2 separate regions of the Homo sapiens genome follow, and region 2 is linked to region 1. Evidence: chromatin loops called from intact Hi-C (ENCODE). Cell type or tissue: heart right ventricle. All regions are shown on one strand.

Region 1 (8,000 bases):
ATGGTTATATTAACTAGCTTAATGTAATGCAGAAAGGTAGAACCTGAAATCCAGAGAAATAAGTTATTTCAGTAGGTTGTTTTTTTATGTAGGACACCTGGAGAAGAAAAAGGCATGGCCAGCTCCTTTATTCAGATAGATCAGTCTGTGAAACTTCTTGCAGTTTTCCAATCATAGTTGAGTTCAATTCAACTTGCACTAACACTCCACCAAAAGTCTCAGCCCTGCTTCGTGGCCCTGCTGTCATCTTCCCTCCTGGCCCTGAGTATTTCTTTGGTTTTTGTTCAGGATATGACATTCTGGACATTGGTAAGTGCCATTTGATTTGAGCTCTTATCTATTACTTATCAATATACACTCTCAGAAATGGCCCCTAGATTCCTGCATAATGATCAGAACTGTCTCTCTCTCTCTCTCTCATTAATGCTGCCTCTTTCTCTCACACACACACGCGCACACACACGCACTCACACACACACGCACACTCACACACACATACACAATGTAGTAATGGGCTTGTCAGGCCCTTTCTCTGGTTGGTTTCCCCAATATTTTTGTCCCTTCAGTCCCTGAGATTGGTTCCATTATTCAGCACAGGTGTTCAGGAGACAGAGACATGTGGTAGCCATGTTTTCAAACATGTCCAACATAGGTGAATGAATATACTTTAGGCTTCCAATATGGTATGTTCTCATATGCCAAGGATAGATGGAAATGAGGCCACTCTCCAGGGGACAGAACAAGTCTAGTGCGAGCTTTCTGCATAAGGACCTTGCAGCCGTTCTGGGACACTGTTAAGCATAGAGATGGCCAACAGGATAATCTTCTCACAACACCACAGCTTGGTGTTTCCTGCTCTTTTGACAGACTTTCAGATGGAAACCAAATAACTTGATTGGAAAAATCTATTTCAAGAAAGAAGAGCCACCTCATATGGGCATTTTCTCCCATATAGGAAGAGCTGCCTTGGGACAAGGATGAAGAACTAGAAATTATCCCAGCAACCACACATCCTGCTAGTGACCCTATGGGTCAGAGCATCTTGCAAGAACCTACATGGAGGACTCCAGTGGGAGATTCTAGTGGTCTTACTTGGCTCCCACACAAAGAAGTATCTTGGTTGGGACTCCTATGCCTATCACAGATGGAGAGAGTCCAAGGCATGGGTTGCATTTTTATATATTTAGAACATTAGCCACATGCCCAAGATTTCCACAGAGTGGAAATTGACCATCTGTCTTTTCAGAAGGGAAACACAGACCAAGACAGTTTTGTGCCCAGTAATACTGGAACCTCAGGCTCCTTTGTATCAGACCCACAGGCTCTGCTTGTGAGCAACAGCTTTATTACAGGTCTTCTTGATCCTCATGCCCCAGTGGGCACCCAGCACAATCTTTATGAGAGAGAAATGGAGAGCTTCATTTTTACCATGGCATACATGACCTCGCAAATTAAGTATACTTGGTTTTGTTTTTAGCAAAATGAAGTCCCATGGGTCTCTAACATGGTCCAGACAAATCAGAAGGCAGGTAATTGGTAACATGACCTCGCAAATTAAGTATACTTGGTTTTGATTTTAGCAAAATGAAGTCCCATGGGTCTCTAACATGGTCCAGACAAATCAGAAGGCAGGTAATTGGGTGTTGAATAAATACTTACAGACAAATCATATGAAGGAATGGATGGAGACACGGTTTTACAACAGAGAGGGAGGTTTAACCAAGATATGAAGATTTGACATAAAAAAAACTGTACAACTTCAAACAAGGGTTTAGATGTTGTACTTCCTGTTCCAGGATGCATGTGAGTTGAGAAGCATCACTTAAGTGGATATATAGTACTTAAATCATTTGGGGATTTTGTAGTGTTTGGTATTGGCAGTGGGGAGAACTCCATGCTCCAGCATCCAGAAAGATGCATGAAAACATGGTTGTATATGACAGCTTTTCTTGACGAGGTAGGTCGTGGTGAAAACATGTCACAGAATCTCCAAAGTAGGTGACTGGGCTCAGAAGAGACAACAGAGGACCAGTTTTGAAATTAGGAGGAAGGTCCCTTCAGGGGATCCCTTGCCCTGCCTCACAGGATGATATTGGAGCTTTTAATAGGGTGTGCACTTTGGTTTAGTTCATGGCCTATAGACACTCTCCAAACATTTCTTGGATAGGTATGTGGATGGAATCATAGTTTCATGCATCCATAGACAGAGAGATGGACAGACAAATGAATGGATGGATTGAGGCAAGATTATGCAGTGTCAGTGGTGTCACATTTATGGTATAAAAGTCTTTGTGCAATTTGCAAAATAAAGGGAAGCCTGATATCTTTCAGTTCATGTTTTGATGTAAGTGTTTCTGGAAGAAAGAGGGTAATGGGAAATACAGCTGAAGGGGTTCACTGGGGCCAGGAAAGCCTTGACCACCAAGTAAGATATAAAGTAGTGGGGCCCTTTTAGAACTGACCAAAAATATGACCCAAAAGGCATCTGCATCAGGTTAATCTGGCAGCAAAGAAAGGAAAGACAAGAGGAGACAGAGAAAGAAAACCACCCCTAGAATATTATTGGATTAATCTAAACGTGAGATGATTGTGATCTAAATTTGAGACCTGGAAGTAGTAACTGAAAAATTATAGGGAAGAGACATCCAAGGAACAATTGGAAGGTCAAGGAGGGCCTAGAATATCTAGGGACATGGTAGTGGGATGCATTGAGATATGAAGGAATGTAAGCACATTTTGGGTAGTCTTGATGAATTTTGATTTAGTTATACTGATAATGAGTTGACAGAGAAACTTACTGGAGCAAATGTTCAGCATGGAGAAGGGAATGCATATCTGGAATTTAAGGCAGTGGTGAGGACAACAATAGACATCTAGTAGTCATGTGCTTAGAAGTAATGTTTGAGGAAAGAGAATCCTGAGGCAGAGAGGATAGACTAAAATGAGTAGAGGCTTAAGTACTGAATTCAAGAAATATTTGATAGGGTGTGTGTCTTAGTTTGGCTGCCTGCTATAACAAAGTACCATAGGCTGGTGGCTTATAAACAATAGAAACATATTTCTCACAGTTCTGGAGGCTGTAAGTCTGAGATCAGGGTTCTATGAGGCCCCCCTTAGACTTGCAGACTGCTGGCTTCTTGCTGTACTCCTAGGTGGTGGATAGCTCTCTGACTTCTTATAAGGGCTTTAATTTTGTTCATGAGGGCTCTACTCTCATGACCTAAGCACTTCCTAAAGGCCCCACCTCCTAATACCATCACATTGGGATCAGAGTTTCAATACATGAATTTTGAGGGGACACAAACATTCAGCCCATTGCAGTGGGGGTGTGGCAAAGAGGAACAGCTTGGAAAGAATTCCATTGTGCACTCAAAGAGACAAGAGAAAAAGTAGTAAGGCAGAAGATCAGAGAAGGGAAGGGAAGGAGAAAGCTTCCAGGAGTGGTGGTGAATAGGGCTCCATGCTGTTGAGAACTGAAAGAAAAAAAACTGAGAAAAGGCATCTACCATATTTGTTAACTAGCATGTGAGATGACAAAATTAAGCTTGCTTCTCCATGGGAGTGAAGGAAGGTGCTATCAAGCTGTAGAAAATAAATAGTGGAATTTTATAGCACTGCTGGTCAGCTCTCATTCAATCATACTGACCTTCCACACTGAGAATTAGGAAACTTAATGCAAAGTCATCACACAAAAATAGCTCCAAATTGCTCGCCAAAGATGCAGAGAAATGGCATTGCTTTTCTTTCTTCTGACATCATTCTTTGCCCTTCCATACAGCCATGAAACAAGTTCCATAGCATAGCTGGGCCACCAGATCAAGTTACAATCAGGAATTCTTGAAAACAATCTGAAACTGGATGGTTTCTTCTCATTATCTCCATACCTGTTGTGCTGCCAACTTTCACAGCCTGCTCTTTCTATGTTCTAGTTCATTATGATCCTTTCCTTTCCACTCGCATTCCATATGCTCATCCAGCAGGTGGCAGGAGCCATCCACTTTCAGGAGTGGGTGTAGCTTAAAGATTTCTGATGACAGTCACTCTTTAGCACAATAGTTCTGTGGTATGTGTCTTTTCTGACATACCAAGGTCTTTCTCCCATGACCTTCATCATACCCTACCCTACCATTGTCATCCAGCACATCCTTTTATTGGTCCTCTATAGGGGAGCAATTTTGAATGAAAGCAAGTTACTTCTCAAATGCTGAGCCATGTCTCTGACCAAGTTGCAGTTCAGGCCCTATCTTCTATCATGCTGATAGAAGAGAGTCCTCCTTGCTAAGTCATATCAGACTTACCGTTGGCCAGAAAAGCAGTCATTCAATTAATTCCCAACCAGCCCCATAATGAGTCTGGCCTGCCTTCAGACTTAGCTCCTTAAACATGGGACAGGAAAGGGTAAACTGAAGGGGAACGAAGGATCCAGAGCACTTTCTGTTTTTAGCTTACCTAGGGAAATTGTTAGATGAAGATAATTTCCTCCTATAGGCTTAGGTATCAAGACTCAGCTTTGTTCACTAGATTAATTGGTGGCCACCACTTTGAATCAACCTCTTTTCAACACTTTGCCAAAAGGCCTGCTTCCAGATCCATCCCTGTTGTGAGTTGCTCTGATCCATTCTGGAGGCCATCCTACGGGTGGGAGCCCTAACTCACCTTTCTTTTCTGGTTCATTCAATCGGTATTTATTGTGTGTTCTGGAAATATAGCAATGAACCAGACACATATGGATCCTTTTTCACAGAGGTTTTAGTCTGGAGGGGAGGCAGATGTTTCACTCATAAATAAGTATCTATATCAATATTGGTGATTGCCATAAAACAAAATTATAATCTGCCTTAGAAACATATAACAGAGAGACATCACCAAGCCTAGATGGTCCGAGAAGGCTTTCCTGTGGAAGTGACATTTGAACTTCAACTTGAAGGATGAATAGGAGTTATACAGGTGAATAAGACAAGGGAGGAAATTCCAGGCAAAAGGAAGGGCGTGTTTAAAGGCCTGAGTCAAGAAAGATGTTGGTATATTTGAGGATGTGAAAGAGTCAATGAGGTTGAGAATTGTGCATTGAGAGAAATAGTGACATGAGATGAGCCTGGAGAAATAGAGATTGAACTTGGCTATATCAAGCAAAGCTTTGTGGGCTAGAGTAAGGGTCTTGCACACTGTCCTAAAAGGAATGGGTAGCCTTCCCTAGTCATCCAGGCCCTTAGAGATCCCTCACTATATATGCCCAGACATCTTATTCTTGTATTTTGCAGCATCTATCACAATTAAACAAATATTTTCACAGTTGTCCTTAATTACACAGTCCATTGTAGGGTTTGGAGAAGGAGAGTAACATAATAAAAACTACAATTTTAACTCAAATTTTAATTTAAAAGTCAAAGTTTAATTTTACATTCATGTGATAGTGGATCACAGTGGGGCTGCAGTAGATGTTGGGAGGTCACAACAAAGCTCTCACCTTAATCCACGTGAGAAATGATCATGGATTGGATTATTGTTAGCAGTGAAGAAGATGAAGCTAACTGAACCACTTTTAGGTTTAGTTCTGAGGAGAGGATTTAGTGATGGCTGTGGAGGGTGTGGGAAAGAGGTGCCAGAGTTAATGAGGAAACTGTATAGTCAGAAGGATAAGATGATAAGATTACATGTGAAAATGTCAAGTTTGAGAGGACTGAGACCCTCAAATAGAGAAGAGGAACGGGCTAGGGGATTTTATGGGTCTGGAAGAGAGAGGTGAGAGCTCAGGCTTGGCAATACACATTTGGATTCTCTCAGTATAGGAATATTACTTGGGGCCGTGAAACTGAATGACATCCCTGATGAGAAGAAAAGAGGACCAAGGACTGTGCCCTGGAGAACTCCAAAATTCAAAGATCAGATGGAGGATTTGGCTATATTGACTGAGAAGAAAAAGGAATTGGCAAGAGGAAAACAAATAGAATGGGATGACAAAGCCATGTAATCATTTAGTGAGAGAGATGCAGTGAGCATAGTCTAATTCCAGGCTTCTTTTGCCCTTAAACTAGGATGCCACATTCCGATATCTGTTTCCTCAATACCCTTACTTATAACAATATGCCCCTCTCTCAAAAGCTGAATATTGACAAAGTTGTCATTGTGTTAGATAATAGAAGTGCCAGGGATCTTAAAAGAGTCTCTGTGTTACACAACTCCAGAAGGCACCGTTCACATAGAATGCAATGTGAATGGGGCTTCCTAGGGCCTTAAGGCCCAGTGCAGCTCCATTCTTGAGGTGTTGTTTGTCCTCAGCAAATTTGTTTACTCCAAGAGCTGTGTTCTGGAAAAATCAGTCTTAGAAATTAACCTGAATCTATACTCTTGAGCTGAAAGAGAATAGGGCTCACTTAGTTGTTTGGGAATAAGCCCACATCCATTACTATTGGCCTCTTTTTTCTCTACCAAAACCATTCTATCCTTCTCAGTGTGGAATGGGGGAATTCTGGCTGCTAGGAAAAAGATTGACTTGAGATATCCTTGAAAGAATTATCTGAGAATATTCCTCTCATACTCTTTCAGGTTCTGACGAAAGGACGCCAAGACTCATTCTCCAGTAGCTCTATTCAAAGAGCTCCAGGTTTTATCTTTGCAGGTTCTTGACATCAGGGCCAGCAATTCTACTTCAAATAAACAGATCCAAATAAGCAGGTGAAGCATATCTTTCTTCCTCCAGTTTGAGAATCCTCAAGACCTGCCTTCTAATGCTACCTGGGCCAATACGACAAGGCAGGGTCTATTTGCCAATAGTGGCCTCTCCACTAATGCTCAGCTGTTAGTCCTTGTGAGCAGAGCTTCCCTTCAACCCTAGATTTTAAGTTGAAGGTTAAACTGGATAACTTTCTGGCTTACTTTCCCTCTGATGACTCCTCCCAACCCAAGAAGGTCCTCACTATGCAGGTTAAAAACTCTGCCATTGACAGATTTATAGAGACTGGGACTGTGCAGGAAATGCTGCTCCAGAATCACTCCCTAGCATTCATCAAGCACATCTTGTACTGCAGGTGGGCAGAGCTGCAAAGCATTGAAGAGATTATGCAAGGATGACAAGATGTCCACAACCATATTTAAGTACACATAGTTCTATCCATGGTCAGATGCTGTCAATCACTGGGGAAACAGTGTTCCCATCTGAAACGGTTTGGCTGTGTCCCCACCCAAATCTCATCTTGAATTGTAATCCTCATAATCCCCATGTTAAGGGAGGGACCCAGTGGGAGGTGATTTGATCATGGGAGTGGTCCCCCCATGATGTTCTCATAATAGTGAGTGGGTTCTCACGAGATCTGATGGTTTTATAAGTGTTTGACATTTCCTCCTTCACACACTCACACTCTCCTGTTGCCTTATGAAGAAGATGCCTGCTTCCTCTTCTGTCACGACTGTAAGTTCCATGAGGCCTACTCAGCCATGTGGAACTGTGAGTCAATTAAACCTCTTTCCTTTATAAATTACCCAGTCTCAGGTACTTCTTTATAGCAGTGTGAGAATGGACTAAAAGAGGAATTGGTACTGCGGAGAGTGGGGCCCTGTTATCAAGATACCTGAAAATGTGGAAGCAACTTTGGAACTGCATAACAGGCAGAGGCTGGAACAGTTTGGAGGGCTCAGAGAGAAGACAGAAAGATGTGGGAAAGTTTGGAACTTCCTAGAGACTTGTTGAATGCTTTTGACCAAAATTCTCATAATGATTTGGACAATGAAGTCCAGGCTGAAGTAGTCTCAGATGGAGATGAGGAACTCAATGGGAACTGGAGCAAAGGTCAATCTTGCTATGCTTTAGCAAAGAGGCTGGTGGCATGTTGCTCCTGCCCTAGAGATCTGTGGAACTTTGAACTTGAGAGAGTTGATATGAAATTGGAACTTATGTTTAAAAGGGAAGCAGAGCCTAAATGTTTGGAAAATTTGCAGCCTGACGATGTGATAGAAAATTAAAAACCATTTTCTGGGGAGAAATTCAAGCCAGCTGCAGAAGT
Region 2 (8,000 bases), 190 kb after region 1:
CTTACACCCTGGGTCTGCTGGAAGGCCAGCAGAGTCTAGCTTGGATAGTGGAGCTGTGGAGACCAGCCTGACACTGGGCAAGCCCTGAGTACAGGGCCACTGGGTCTGGGTTGGTCCTGGGGAAGGCGTGGAACCTGAGTCTGTGGGAACTGACCTGGTGCTGGGGCAATCCTGAAACCCCAGTTCACTGGAGCTGATCTGATGCTGGGGAACGTCTGGAGCCTGGGCCCACTGCGGTCAGTTGAGTGCTATGGCAGGCCCAGAGATCAAGTCTGTGGGGCAGGTCTGGAGGCTGGGGCTGTGGGATCACACCTGGCTTGGAGTCCCTGCCTGTGGGTACTGGTTTGGCATTTGTGGCCAGAGGGCTGGCCTGGTGCTGGTTGGGCCTGGAGTCTGTGTCTGCAGGGGCCAGCCTGATGGCTGGGGCTGTGGCAGTTGGCCTGGCAGAGGGGTGGGCCTGCAGCCTGGCACCACTGGGGCCATCATGTGCTGGTTATGGGGGTGAACTGGGGCCTGCAGCTGCTGGTGCCAGCCCAGGGCCTGGGGCTTCTGGGGTTGACCTGGAAGTGGGGTGGCTTGGTGATGGAGTCCACCCCACCAGGCAGTCATGGAGCCTGGGTATGCAGAATTTAGTCTATCATCAGGGTGGGCCTGGAGGATCAGTCCACATGTACCAGTCTAGGGTCTGGAGTGTCAGGGCCTGTCTGCCACTGGGTTTTAGTGGGACAGACCTAGTAGTGGGGTCCGAGGCAAAGTACAGTGCTCGCTTCCCTCTTCCTTCAAGCAAAGGGTACCTCTCTCCATGCTGTGCTGCCTGTGGTTGGGGGAGGGTTGACATGGATAATGTAGAACTGTCCTTGCTACCCTCTTCAATGTGTCTTTTCTTATTTCTGTGCTATACTCAGGTGCTATAATCTCTCACCTGGTTTCCTCAGCCTTTGTGAAGACATTTTCATGTGTGGATAGTTGTTCAAATTGATGTTCATGCAGACGAATGAGCACTGAAAAGTCTTATTTCACCATCTTGCTGATGTTACCCTTCCTCTGTAGTTTTCTTTTGTGGGAGTTTTTTATTAATCACAAAGTAATTTTCTTACGGGGCTATTCAAATTTTGCATTTCATACTGAGTGAGTTGTGGCAGTATGTGTTTTGCAAGGAACTGGCCCATTTCATCGAAGTTGTCAAATTTATCTGGGTAGAGTTAATCGTATACACATTATTATCCTTCAGATGTCTTCATGGTCTATATTAATATCCCTGTTTTATTCCTGGTATTCATGTATTTTCTCTTTCTTTGTCAGTCTTGCTAGAATTTTGTCAATTTATTGATCTCTTCAAGGAATCAGCACTTTCATTGATTTTTTTCTATTTTAAAAATTTTTAATTTAATCAATTTCTGCTCTTATTCTTATTTTTTTCTTCCTCCTACTTGCTTGGGATTTATTTTACTGTTCTAGGTTCTTGCGATAAAAGCTTAGATTATTGATTTGAGACCTTTTTTCTAATGTATGCATTTAGTGCTATAAATCTATTAGCACTGCTTTAGCTGGGTCCCACATGTTTTGATATACTATATTTTTACTTTCATTCAGTTTAATGTATTTTATATTTTCTCTTAATATTTTCTGTTTGACTCATGTATTATTTGGAACTGTGTTGTCTAGCTTCCCTATGTTTTGAAACTTTCCTTTTATTTTTCTGTTATTGATTTCTAATTTGATTCCAATATGATGATCATAGAATATTCTCTGTATGATTTCAATGCTGTTAAATTTGTTGAGGCATGTTTTATGGCTAAGTGTATTGTTTATCTTGGCATATGATTTTTGAACACTTGAAGAAAATGTGTATTGTAGTGTTGTTGAGTGGAGTACTCTATTAATGTTCATTGGATCCTGCTGTCTGATGGTGTTACTGAGTTGTCTATTCTTGCTGATTTTCTGTCTAGTTGTTCTATTATCATTGAAAGAAAAGTATTGAAGTCTACAACTCTAATTGTAGATATGTCTGTTTCTCATTTTAGTTCTATTAGTTTTGGCTTCATATGTTTTCCAGCTCTATTGCTTGGTGTATACCCATTTTGGATTGCTATGTCTTTTTGGCAGATTGACCTTTTAGGAACATAAAACATGTATTTCTCTAATACATCTGGCAATTTTCTTTGTTCTGAAGTCTACATTTTCAGATAATATAGTTATGTCTGCTTTCCTTTGCTTAATGTTTTCATTATATATCCTTTTCCATCCTTTATTTTCAACCTGCCTATATAATTTTATTGGAAGTGACTTTCCTGTAAACAGTATATAGTTGGGTCATGTTTTTTAAATCTACTCTGCCAATTTCTGTCTTTTAATTGTTATGTATAGACCATTCACAATTAATGTAATTGTTAACTTGGTAAGGCTTAAAGTGAACTACCATTTTATTTTTTGTTTTCTTTTTTCTTCTGTTGTACGTTTCTCTTTTATTTTCTCTTCCTTTCTCTGTGTTTCTTGAATATTTTTCAGATTTCATTTTAATTTATCTATAGTGTTTTTAGTGTATATCTCTGTATGGCTTTTATTGTAGTTACTATAAGAATTACATTGTATACAGTAACTAATCCAAGTCTACTGGTGTCATCATTTTACTAGTTCAAGTAAAATGTAGAAAACTTATTTCTCTTTGTGTCTCTACACTTTTGTATTTGTAGTATAATTGTTTTTAAATATTTTCCCTATATGCATTTAGAAAAATATTAGACAATATTATATTTGCTTCAACCATCAAACATTATTTAGGAAAATCAAAAGGATTTAAAAAGCCTACTGTGTTTACCCACTTTTTGTTTACTGTGCTTTTTCTTACTTAATTTTCAAGATTCTTTGTCTGATAATATCTTGACGTTTCCTTCATTCCTGAAGGATATTTTCACTGGGCATAGGATTCTGGGTGGACAAATCTTTTCTTTCAGCATTAAAAAAATATTGTGCCACCTCTTTTAGTCCTCCGTGGCATTGTTTTTCTCTGGTTGCTTTCAAGATTTTATCTTATATTTAGTATTCAAAAGTTTAATCAGGATGGGCTTTGGTAAGGATTTCTTTAAGTTTATTCTGTTTGGGGTTCACTCACCTTCTTGGATTTGTACGTTTATGTCCCTTGCCAAATTTGGAAAGTTTTTAGCCATTATTTCTTTGCATAGTTTTTCAGCTCCTTCTCCTTTTTCCTCTCCTGAGACTCCAATGACATTGAAGTTTTATCTTTTATTATAGTACCACAGGTCCCTGAAGCTCTGTTCATTTATTTTTTGAAGTATTTTCTCTTTGTTGTTCATATTGGGTAATTTCTCATTGTATTCCATCTCTCAGTTCATTGGGAATTTTTTGCCCTCTGTTCCCCCATTCTGCTGTTGAGCCTGTCAACTGAGCTTCTTATTTTGGTAATTGGATTTTGTAGTTCCAACAACTTCCATTTGATTCTTCTTCATATCTTCTGGGTTTTTTGTTGTTGTTGTTGAAGCTTTATTTTTTTTCTGAAGCCTTCCATTTTTATCATTTGTTTAAAAAATGTTAATAAATGCTCATTTAAACATTTTTATCATGGATGCTTTAAAAATAATTGTCGGATAATCCTAACATCTCTGTCATTTTGATGTTGGAATCTATTAATTGTCTTTTAGAATTCAGTTTGAGATCTTTCTGGCTCTTAGTATGACAAGTTACATTTTGTTGAAACATGCACGTTTTCATATTCTGTTATAAAACCCTAGATCTTATTACAACCTTCTATTTTAAATGACTTCCTCTGACTACACTCTAGCAGGTAAAAAAGAGGGTACAGTGTTGTAATTGTCAGGTAGAAGTGGAAGTCCATTTTCTCTACTTGGCTTTCACTGACATCCAATGGCGGGTTCATTATTATTGCTGGGAAGTTTCCACCAGTACCACATTATAGCTGAGTGGCTTTTAATAGCATTACAATAGGGATGACTTCATTACTTCTTGGCAGTGGTGAAAGTCCTGACTCTCTATTAGGCTTCCTCTGACACCACCCTAGAGGGGAGAAAGGTGCTTTTTTACTGCCAGATGGGAGTGGAAGTCCAAGCTTGCCACCTGGTCTCCACTGATAACGCTAAGGAAGGAAAACGCTAATTACTCGCTGATGGGAATGAAAGGCCTAGTTTCCTACTCAACTTTCCTCACTACCACTCTGATAGGGCTGCTACATTTCTCATTATATCCTCTCAAGGAAGTAAGTTTAGGCTTCCTGCTCAGACTTTGCTAGCATGGGTGCGGTGGAGCAGTTTTATGAGTTTGTGTGTGCGTTTATTTGGTTGGAGTGAAGCAGTTACTGTCTAAAAGTTTTCTGCCGTGCTAGGCTGCCCTTCCCCTGGTTCTTTGGCTAGAAAGAGCAGACTTTTGTTCAGACTTTTTTTTGTCTGTGCCCTGTTGGTGTTTCTAGGTCACTGTCTTCATCAACTTCAAGTCCAGGATATATAAAAGAAAAAGAAAACTCAGGGTATACACCACCGGTTTTTTCCCAGGGTTTGGAGGTCCATAATTGGTTTACTCTCTTCTCTCTGCCTTTCAGAGTCTTGCGTTTGTTTTATTTAATGCCTAAGGCTTTTAGTTGTACAGTGGAAGAAATAGGAGAAAGTATGCCTATTTCCTCCTCCCAGAAGCATAAATCCACTTGCTTTACACTGTTAGACTACAGCACAAGTTATTAGTGTCACTTAGATGATTTCATTATGTTATATACGACTCCATCTTGCCAGAAAACGTGTTCTAGAGACTCTCGTTGAGGTGGCCATGTTGGGGAAGTCTGCATGGCAAGGAACTGCCAGACTCTAGTAACTTCAGCCATCAATGACTACCAGCAAGAATCCAGAGCCATCAGTCCTGTAAGGAAATGAATTTTACCACTAACCTGAGACTGGAAGTGAGTTCTTTTCCAGCCTTGCCTCCAGATAAGAACACAGTCATGACTGATGCCTTCATTACAGCCTTATGAGACCCTGAGCTGGGGAACCATCTAAATAATATTCAGACTTTTGGCCATCAGAAACGGTCAGATAATGAATGTATTTTTTTAACCTGTTAAATTTGTGGTAATTTGTTATGTAGCAATAGATAAACAATATACTACCCATACTCCAAGTCCCTAAATGACATTTCCTCCTGGTAGCCTCCAACTGTATCAGGTAATTTCCTTTCCTTGCAATGAATCCCAGTTTTTCACTTCTAATTCACTGCTATCATTTAGTTACAGTCTTTCTAGCTTCAGCCAGGCTTGCTCTGACTCAGACTTTCTGAGTAGACCCCATAGTTCACTGAGAACAGGGATTAAGGCTTACCCATTACAACTTACTCTGCAGGAACAAGCATATTTCAGGGACTTTAGGCATTTGGCATGTGGATAATGGGTGCACAGGCCCCCATCCTGAGGGAAAAAGTCAATTCAGTCCCCATTCATGTTCAGACTTGGAAGTCAGCCATGTCCAAGCACAAAGAGATGACTGTAATACCTGCTGGAAAAAGCATATATTTAGGCAACTACTCCTGATATGACTGTGATTAGTGATAAAGGCAAGGAGCAGGCCAGGCAAAGAGGAAATCCAATTCTTATGTTGGACCATTGGGGAGTGATATTTGGCATGGACACTAAAAGACAAGAAGATAAAAGGAGGTCACAGCAGGCAGGGGCCAGCATGAACAAAGGTGGAGAAGCATGGCTGGGGAAAAGCTATTATTCTGGTGCAGTTGGAGTAGAAACATGAAGGGAAAGACGGTGCCAGATGGAGAGAGGAAAGAGAAATTGATTGAGAAAGGTCTGAGTTCATCCTCTTTCCTCTTGGCTCTCTGTAGTGTATTTTTTATTCACTTGAGTGGCACTGCCAGATAGCCTGCCCCAAACTAGACACCATGCATCTGCATAGCCTTCTCCCTTTGTCTCCTTCCTGATATCCAGTTGATGATGGCAGGCCATTGGTTCCACCTTCTAAGTGTCTGAATCTTGCTCCTCTTTTCTACCCCATGATGATAGGCCAAGTTGGAGCTTTTCTACTGAAAAAAATAAGGGCCATCTTCCATTGCCACCATTCTCATCTATTCATTGACCCCTACAATAGACTTCTAATGGTCTCACAGCCTCCAGTTCATTTGTATCCAACTCACCATTCATTCCTTCACCTCATTGCATACAGAAGGCTCCTCAAAAGGCAAACTAATCATGTCACTGCCTCCTACTTAAAACTTTCCATGAGTAACCAAATCCTTCAGAATAAAATCTATGCTCTTGACTTGACATATGTATCTCTTTATGACCTGGTCTCTGGTAGCTTCTCCACCCTCATGGCTACCTCTTCCTCACCCCCATTGTCCACACTAGAGCAATTGCAGTTCCCTAAGATCAAAGAACTTTCCTCTCCTCCAGACTGAACTTTTGTCAGACTTCCCCCTCCCCACCTGCATTTGCTAACTAAGTCTTCCTTAGCATCTGGATCTCAACCTTTTCTGTCAACCCCTCACTAGGTTGGCCAGGTGAGGCACCCTGCTCTGTGCTCCTATGTAGAGCACTTATCATCCTGCATTAGAACTTTCTGATTACCTACTTGTCTCCTTCATGATGCCCAGAGCTTCAGGGGGGCAGAGTCTTGCAGAAGGGTCTAAGGGGTGGGTTGTATGTGTGTGTGTGGTGGGTTATGTGTTTGGGTATTTGAATAAGAGAGTGAATAAATGGACTTGCTTACTAAGAAATTTGAACTTGACAATAAGGAGGGTAACTGGATTATCTAAATTACTTCCACAAGTAATAGTGAACTTTAAGAGAGGAGAGCATCCTTGGAGAGGCTAGGCAAGTATGGAAGGAGCAATCGTGGGATATGTATCTATGAAGCTCTTTCATTGTGCCTAGTTCTGGGTTAGGTTCAGGGGATAATATAGTGGAAATGGATGGAACTCTTGCCCCAAGAATATTATGTGAGGAACAAGACATTTTTGGGACAGATCTTGACACCAGCCAACATTGCTTAACAATGATTTGTGGCAATCACTATTCTTGGGACTTGACATAAACTACATCCTTGAATGCTCATGACCCCTCTATGAGATGATACCACTGTTATTGCAGTCCTGCAGGTGATGACACTGTGGCATTGAGGAATTAACTATTACCTCAAGATCAAGTAGCTAATATGTGGTAAAGCTGAGATTCAAAGAATGGTCACATGACTCATGAGCTAAGGCCTAAAATGCCAACAAGGGGTCAATGCACATGGCACTGGGAAAAGGAAGGGCACCGTGGCCTAGAGCTGTCCTGGAAGTCACTCTGCAGATAGTCTCCCTCTCCATCCTGCCACTGTGGACACCTCACGCTGCAGTCAAACTGGACTGCAGACAACTTCATATCTCTAGGCCTTTACACTTGCTGTTCCAATTGCCTGAGTGGTCCTTTCCTTCCTTCCACCCATATTTTATCAGACCAAACTCTGTTACTTCTGAAATTGTATTGTTTCTCACATGATCCTCCTCTGGATGAGTTAGCAAGCCCCTGCTCTGTGCCCTAATTCTCAGTAACCTTGAAGAAAACAAGGGCAGGGAGGCTTATCAACTTACAAAGTCCACACAGTAAGCAAATGGTTAGCCTGGGATTTGAACCAAATTGTTCAACACCAAAATTATTTTATCTAAATCAGAGAGGGCATATGTTTGGCATAGGGACCTACACTTATTGCTGAGAGTTTATGACATTTGTGTTGGCTAACTTTATGTGCCAACTAAGCTGGACCATGGAATGCCCAGATATCAGGCTAAACATTGTTTCTGGGTGTGTTGTGTAGTGTTTCCAGCAAAGGTTAACACTTGAATTGGTGGACCAAGTAAAGCAGGTGGCCCTCACCAATGTGGATGGGTATCATCTAATCCACTAAGGGCCTGAATACAACAAAAAGGTGGGGGAAGGTTGAATTCTATCTCTGCTTGAGTTGGGACATCAGTTTTCTCCTGCTCTAGGACTGGGA

What was found. A loop is a pair of places that touch in the nucleus more often than their neighbours do. Peaks named below come from ENCODE experiments on the same cell type or tissue, not always from the same donor. Only the 100,000 strongest peaks of a DNase experiment are listed, where the experiment ranks them.
Region 2: a loop joins it to region 1, with 4 times the contacts of the local background. A loop is called at or near these places in 10 of 110 quality-filtered maps.

Annotation. Positions count from the first base shown.
Region 1 is chrX:55,131,387-55,139,386 of GRCh38, forward strand. It overlaps the pseudogene LOC100421179. Among named protein-coding and RNA genes, the nearest start is that of VCF2, 26 kb to the right of the region's middle. In heart right ventricle, a CTCF peak has its summit at 3,976 (motif pointing right); a DNase peak (open chromatin) is centred at 3,975.
Region 2 is chrX:55,323,067-55,331,066 of GRCh38, forward strand. No RefSeq gene overlaps it. Among named protein-coding and RNA genes, the nearest start is that of PAGE3, 62 kb to the left of the region's middle. In heart right ventricle, no CTCF peak of the experiment used is centred here; no DNase peak of the experiment used is centred here; H3K27ac peaks cover 2,791 bases.